Linked DNA regions of Mus musculus: region 1 is linked to region 2. The links are chromatin contacts, found by Hi-C or POLR2A ChIA-PET in ENCODE. All regions are on one chromosome and are shown on one strand. The core of a region is the stretch at or near the end of the contact, and the rest is flanking DNA. Distances in the headings are between cores, read along the strand shown.

Region 1 (2,700 bases), core at 87-2,586, 42 kb before region 2:
CAGTATCTTTGTGATAGTTTTGTCAAAAATATCTTCTATTTGCTAGATGTAATCGCCATCTCAGAGGCTTGCTGCTGAATAAACTCACCCTTTCCACTCCTTTCTAAATTCTGGCTGGCTGATTCAGCTAATCTATTCTGGCTTCAACTCCTCTCCAAGCTGACTGATTTTCATCTGGCTTCTCTCCGTGTCTCCTGAGTTGCTCTGCTTGCCCTCAAACTAACTCTGGTAATCTATTCTAATCTTCTGGCTTCTCATTCTCTGGCTTTAACTGCCTCTGCTGACCTTCACTGAACTGCAGGAGCTCATGAAGGAACTCACTCAACTCCACTGTACTGTACTCGCCACTCTGACTCCCCACTGACTGACAAGCGCTAAAGACTGAACTTGCCCCTGACCTGAATAGCTTCTCTCTCTTGTGCCACTCAGATGAGCGTTGAGCATATTCTGTCAAATCTCCCTCTGATTCACCACTTTGTTTGCCCCTCAATTAGACATCGTTGTTTAGGATTAAAGGTGTGTACTAAGTGTGTGTCTGGATTCCAGCCAGATCACACAGACCTAGAATATCTTTGCACGTCATCCCTTGCCAGAGCTGCCATCAATCATTCCTTCAAAAGTGTTTTATATTTGTCAAGTGTTGACAAAGCCATTCCATTTTTTGATTCTAACAGCATTCATGTTTCTTTCACAAAAACCAAAGATCACACAGAAGCTGTATCAGCGGTGCATTGTTTGTAATGGAAGGGAGTTATAACATTGCGGGGAAGATTGGAGGAGGCAAAAGGAATACGCACTTGGCTGGATCAAGACTACAGGGAAAGACAGTATTCGGTGTGGAGACCAAAGTCTCTTCAGCACTTGCGATAGAAACCAGTAGTTAGCAACTATACATTGTATCATTCCTCAATTGTTTCTTGTGTGTTACTCATACACAATACACGAGTAAAACATGTACAACACAACTAACAACTCTGGAGCCAGAGTCGTTGATAAAGTTGCCCGAAGCCAAGGCTGTGACCCACGCCTCCACAGAACACACATCTCGGTTTCTCTGTGCAGGCCCAGTCTGGCGGGTTGCCGGGTACTTGGTGCGATGTCCGCTGCAAAGAGAGTGGGCAGATAGATTTGATCCTTTCAACATCTGGCTCATCCAATCCAGGTATGGTCTTTACAACCTCGGCAGCAGGAAACTGTTGGATACCTTCGCTTCCACCAGGGGGCGTCTCTATAAGTTTTGCCTGGTTTGGGGGGGAAAAAAAACCGCGAACATCCGGGACTTCGCCGCAGGAACGCTGACGTGATTGGACCCTCCACGGCCGCCGTAGTGCATCGGAAGCAGTAAACAGGAAGCCGGAGAATCGTAGCCTTGGGTTGAAGAAGACCGAGAGTTCCTCGGGGACTCGCTCAGCTCCGGCCGTTAGAGCCACTTCCTCCTCCTCCCAGTCCTACGGAAGCTCTGCCAGAGGCTGCCACTTCAGCGAGCCGGGCCATGGCCGAATATTCCTATGTAAAGTCCACCAAACTCGTGCTCAAGGGCACTAAAGCCAAGAGGTGAGGCGGCGCTCGGGAGGGAGGCGCGGTTCTCAGTGCATCCATCCCCGGGGCTCAAGGGACGGGGTAGCCAAGCCACCCAGGACACTCAGACCTGCGTGGACAGCCTCCCCGACACTTCTTAGCTGACGCTGCGTGGCCGGGGATCCCCCGAAACGGAGAGACCAGGAGTCCTACTTTTGCCCCCCCCCCCAGGCCTCCCCCTGCCTGCCTTGATAACTTGCTTTAAGGAAAGTTTTTTTTTCCACCGGTCTTTCCTGCAAATGGAAAAAGCAAGCGGACAAACAAAAACGCCCTGATTCTCTGCAGTGTAATATGTAGGGGGCAGGCAAAGCTGCATCATAGTGTGAGTCGGGACCTTGAATTCGCACCGGTGATGGGTTGATGGTTCGTTTGCTGATTTATTAGACGCTGGTTCTTGTTCCTCGAGACTATAAAAAAGAGTTATGAGAACTGAATGAGACAGCCAACTCAGAATATAACAGCCAAGTGGAGGCATGTGGGTGTGATTTATAGTTAGCCCTATAGAGAAAGATATCTTGCCCGATCCTATTTCCGTCCTCTTGAAGGATCTAGCCAAAGTTGAACACTTTATTTCCTGTATCACCGCTGAAGCAGTTTCAACAGGTACTTGTCAGCGAGCTTCGTGCTGAATGAGCTCGGAGCTTTATCCTGACCGAATCTGAAACTGTTTAAAATTTAGAATTTGCTTCTGAAGATGTTGTCGATAAAATACAAAGAAGTTAAGACAGCAGTTATTAAAACCTATGTAGTGCTTTCCATGTTTCCATGATTGGTTCTTTGTTTTTTTGAGACAAGGTTTCTCTGTGTAGTCCTGGAACTTAACTCTGTAGACTAGGATAGCCATGAACTCAGACACTCACCTGCCTCACCTCCCCCACCCCACCAACCCCCAAGTGCTGGGATTAAAGGCTTGGGCTGCAACCACAGCAAGGCTCAGAATTTGTTGTAAGCACTCTGAATAATCACTTTTCCCCTAAGATCTCTCCTCGTGTTTCCATTTATGGAGCTGTAATTCATAAGCCATAAACTCCTTTTAAAGTGTACAGCTAGTGGGGTTTAGTATATTTACGAGTTCACCACTATTTAGTCAGTAAGCATTTTGCCACTCCAAAGGAGACTGTT
Region 2 (2,700 bases), core at 95-2,594:
AGTCAGTGACTGAAGACAGCTTTCTGCCTCAGGTTGCTGTCTAAAACAGTCCTCAGTGTCCCCCTTCAAAAAGTAAGTATTTTCCAATCTTGCTTACCTAAGTAAGATTTCTTTTTTTGTTTGTTTGTTTTTTTTTGTTTTGTTTTGTTGTTGTTGTTGTTGTTTTTTTTTTTTTTTTGAGACAGGGTTTCTCTGTATAGTCTTGGCTGTCCTGGAACTCAATTTGTAGACCAGGCTGGCCTTGAACTCAGAAATCCGCCTGTCTCTGCCTCCCAAGTGCTGAGATTAAAGGCACGCGCCACCACCGCCCGGCCCTCTAAGTGTTTCTTAATCCTGTGTTGTGTATCAACATCTAAACTTCCTCAAAAACAAACAAACAAAAAACAAACAAACAAAAGCCAACTTATTTATCATTTGCCTCCAAATTTAGGTGTTTTTTACACCAAAAAGGAAAAATACTCGGATCCCCAGCACAGGAGTCGGGGGTGAGAATTAAAATAGGATTTTAATGGTCCTGAGTGAGTTTTATAGAAGCATTTTTTTAAAAGCCTCCAAACTTCTTGAGATGCCTGTCGTCGAAGCAGAAAATGTAAATCTAGAGGCATTTTTTTCCTGTTGGATTCTAGATAACTCATCCTATTATGGAGAGCCTTGTCCAAGGTAAAAGCCAAGCAAGTATTTCACTTTTATCTGCTTTTCAAAGTAGACTATGAAGTACCAAGTACCTGTCCTAGGTTTAGGTCCGCTGGACCAACTGGCTTCTCACGAGCTAAAGGAAAACAGGAGTTGAGTAACGCGGCGACAAATACATCGATGAAGGTCCCACCCCTTCAACCTCTCCAACCCCGGACATAACAGCAAGAAACTAAAATCTAAATCCTAGGATTTAGCAGTGCCTTAAGTACCTAGAGTACCCGAGAGATGAAACTTCTGACCCTGACACTTGTCCTCTCTGGTTGTGATCCCTCGGGCAGGATGGATGGATTGAGTGACTCACTTGGAGCCAGCCTTCCCCAGAAGGCAAACTAGGTCTGACGCTATGCTCTGAAACTCTGTCCCTTTGGTGGGCTCAGGAACCGCGACGCCTAGGAGCCAACCTCTCCCGAGTCAGTCGGCGTCCGCCCTCAGAAATCCTCCAGCACCAGCGTCTTGCCCCGGCCCCCGCGCTCCAAACGAGTGAAGGCCAGAGGAAAACTGGAAGTCCCGCCCCGGGGTGCGGCTAAGGCTGGACGAAACCACTGCGTGGCGTGCTGGGGGCGCAGCCCCTCTCGGCCCTGTGCGCGGACTCCGCTCTAGGGACTCGGCCCGGCGCCTCTATCTCTGGCGTGTCCCCTGCCGTGCATGGTGTGGCCCAGGGTCGCTGATCACGCGTTGGGGTGCGGCCTGCTGCTGGTGGAGGTGGTCCCTGCTGCAGCTGCTGCTAGAGTCCCTCGGAGCGGCGCTTGCAGCTGGGAAGATGCGGGGCCAAAGTCTTCTCACCTGGGTCCTAGCCGCGGCAGTCACCTGCGCCCAGGCACAGGATGTGCCGCCGGTGGGTGAGCTCCAGCCGAGGCACAGATGGGGGTGCAGGCGCGGGCTCAGGGGGAGGTGGGCGCAGCTGTGGCGGGGCGGGTGAGGGACACCTGCTCGCGGTCTGTATCTTCCGTGAGGCGTCGGGGGAACTCTGGTTCGGTCCCGCGGAGTATGGGTGCAAATGTGGCTTGTGAACCCCGGGCTAAGTGGCTTTGCTGCTGTATGGACCGAGTACACATTTTAGGGAAGTTCTAACTTTCAAGAACAACTGTGTAGGATTCACGCATTCTCCAATCTTATATTTGAGATTACCAGCTACTGTAGGCGGAACTCTCCAGAGAAAAAGCTAACGATTGACTGGTGGCCGTAGTATTTTCTGCCTGGTTACCTAGTGCTTTTTCCTGAAGAAACCATCGCAGGAAGCTATGGGTCACATGCAGTCTTAGCCCAGATGATGGGAACCCACCCCCACCCCGCCCCCCTAAGAAGGCTGTACTGGCTGTGGCCTTCACGCCCAGGCATGGAATGTCTGTCTGTACCGTGGTGCTGCTCGACCAAGTCACAATGCCACAGACTTTATATATCCGCAAGAGACTGTGAGGAACTAACATGATTCTTGTATTTACTAGAAGAGGAAGTATAGCCCTGGAGTGAAAAATGTAGCCAGAGGTCACATCGTTGTTCCCAGAAACATTTCTAAGTTCAGCCTCTAGGTCAAAGCCCGACAGCGACATTTCATAGATCGATTCTATAAAGGCTATAGAATTGAAGACTGTTTTGTTGCCAGATTTGATAACTAGGAACCTGGATGCACCTTACCTGTGCCAGATGACAAGAATTTTGAAAAGAGGCAAGACATTGGAAATGGGAGCAGCAGGAGTTCTTTTAATTTTATTCCTAGAAGGAGAAATGCTTTTTTGAATTTGAGAGAGAGAGAGAGAGAGAGAAAATTAGCCAGCCACTAGAATAGATACTTAGTAGATAAAAGTAGAATGCACATCAGGGCAGAGGGTGGCACACGCCTTTAAATCCCAGCACTTGGGAGATAGAGGTAGGCGAATGTTCTAGGACAACAATGGACACAGAGAAACCTTGTCTGAAAAACACCACACAACACAAAGTAGAATGCAGAATGGTATACAGAGTAATTTCAGTGACCAAAACCCACATAGTATGTACAAAAGATTG

What was found. A loop is a pair of places that touch in the nucleus more often than their neighbours do. ChIA-PET counts read pairs that join two places held with the same protein, here RNA polymerase II (POLR2A).
Region 1: a map of heart shows a loop between it and region 2 (2.7-fold over the local background). The contact joins the promoter of Frg1 here to the promoter of Asah1 in region 2. A Hi-C loop is called at or near these places in 7 of 37 maps with a recorded cell type or tissue (adrenal gland, gastrocnemius, heart and 1 more). POLR2A ChIA-PET finds 5 or more read pairs at or near these places in 3 of 5 experiments (Patski and embryonic stem cell).

Annotation. Positions count from the first base shown.
Region 1 is chr8:41,415,754-41,418,453 of GRCm38, reverse strand. Frg1 (FSHD region gene 1) reads left to right here and starts at 1,336. Exons shown (of 9, transcript NM_013522.3): 1 at 1,336-1,554. The coding sequence starts at 1,493. It overlaps Gm50494 (a long non-coding RNA gene), which reads right to left and starts at 1,328. Exons shown (of 2, transcript XR_003947538.1): 1 at 1,205-1,328; 2 at 719-1,103.
Region 2 is chr8:41,373,341-41,376,040 of GRCm38, reverse strand. Asah1 (N-acylsphingosine amidohydrolase 1) reads left to right here and starts at 1,344. Exons shown (of 14, transcript NM_019734.3): 1 at 1,344-1,531. The coding sequence starts at 1,457.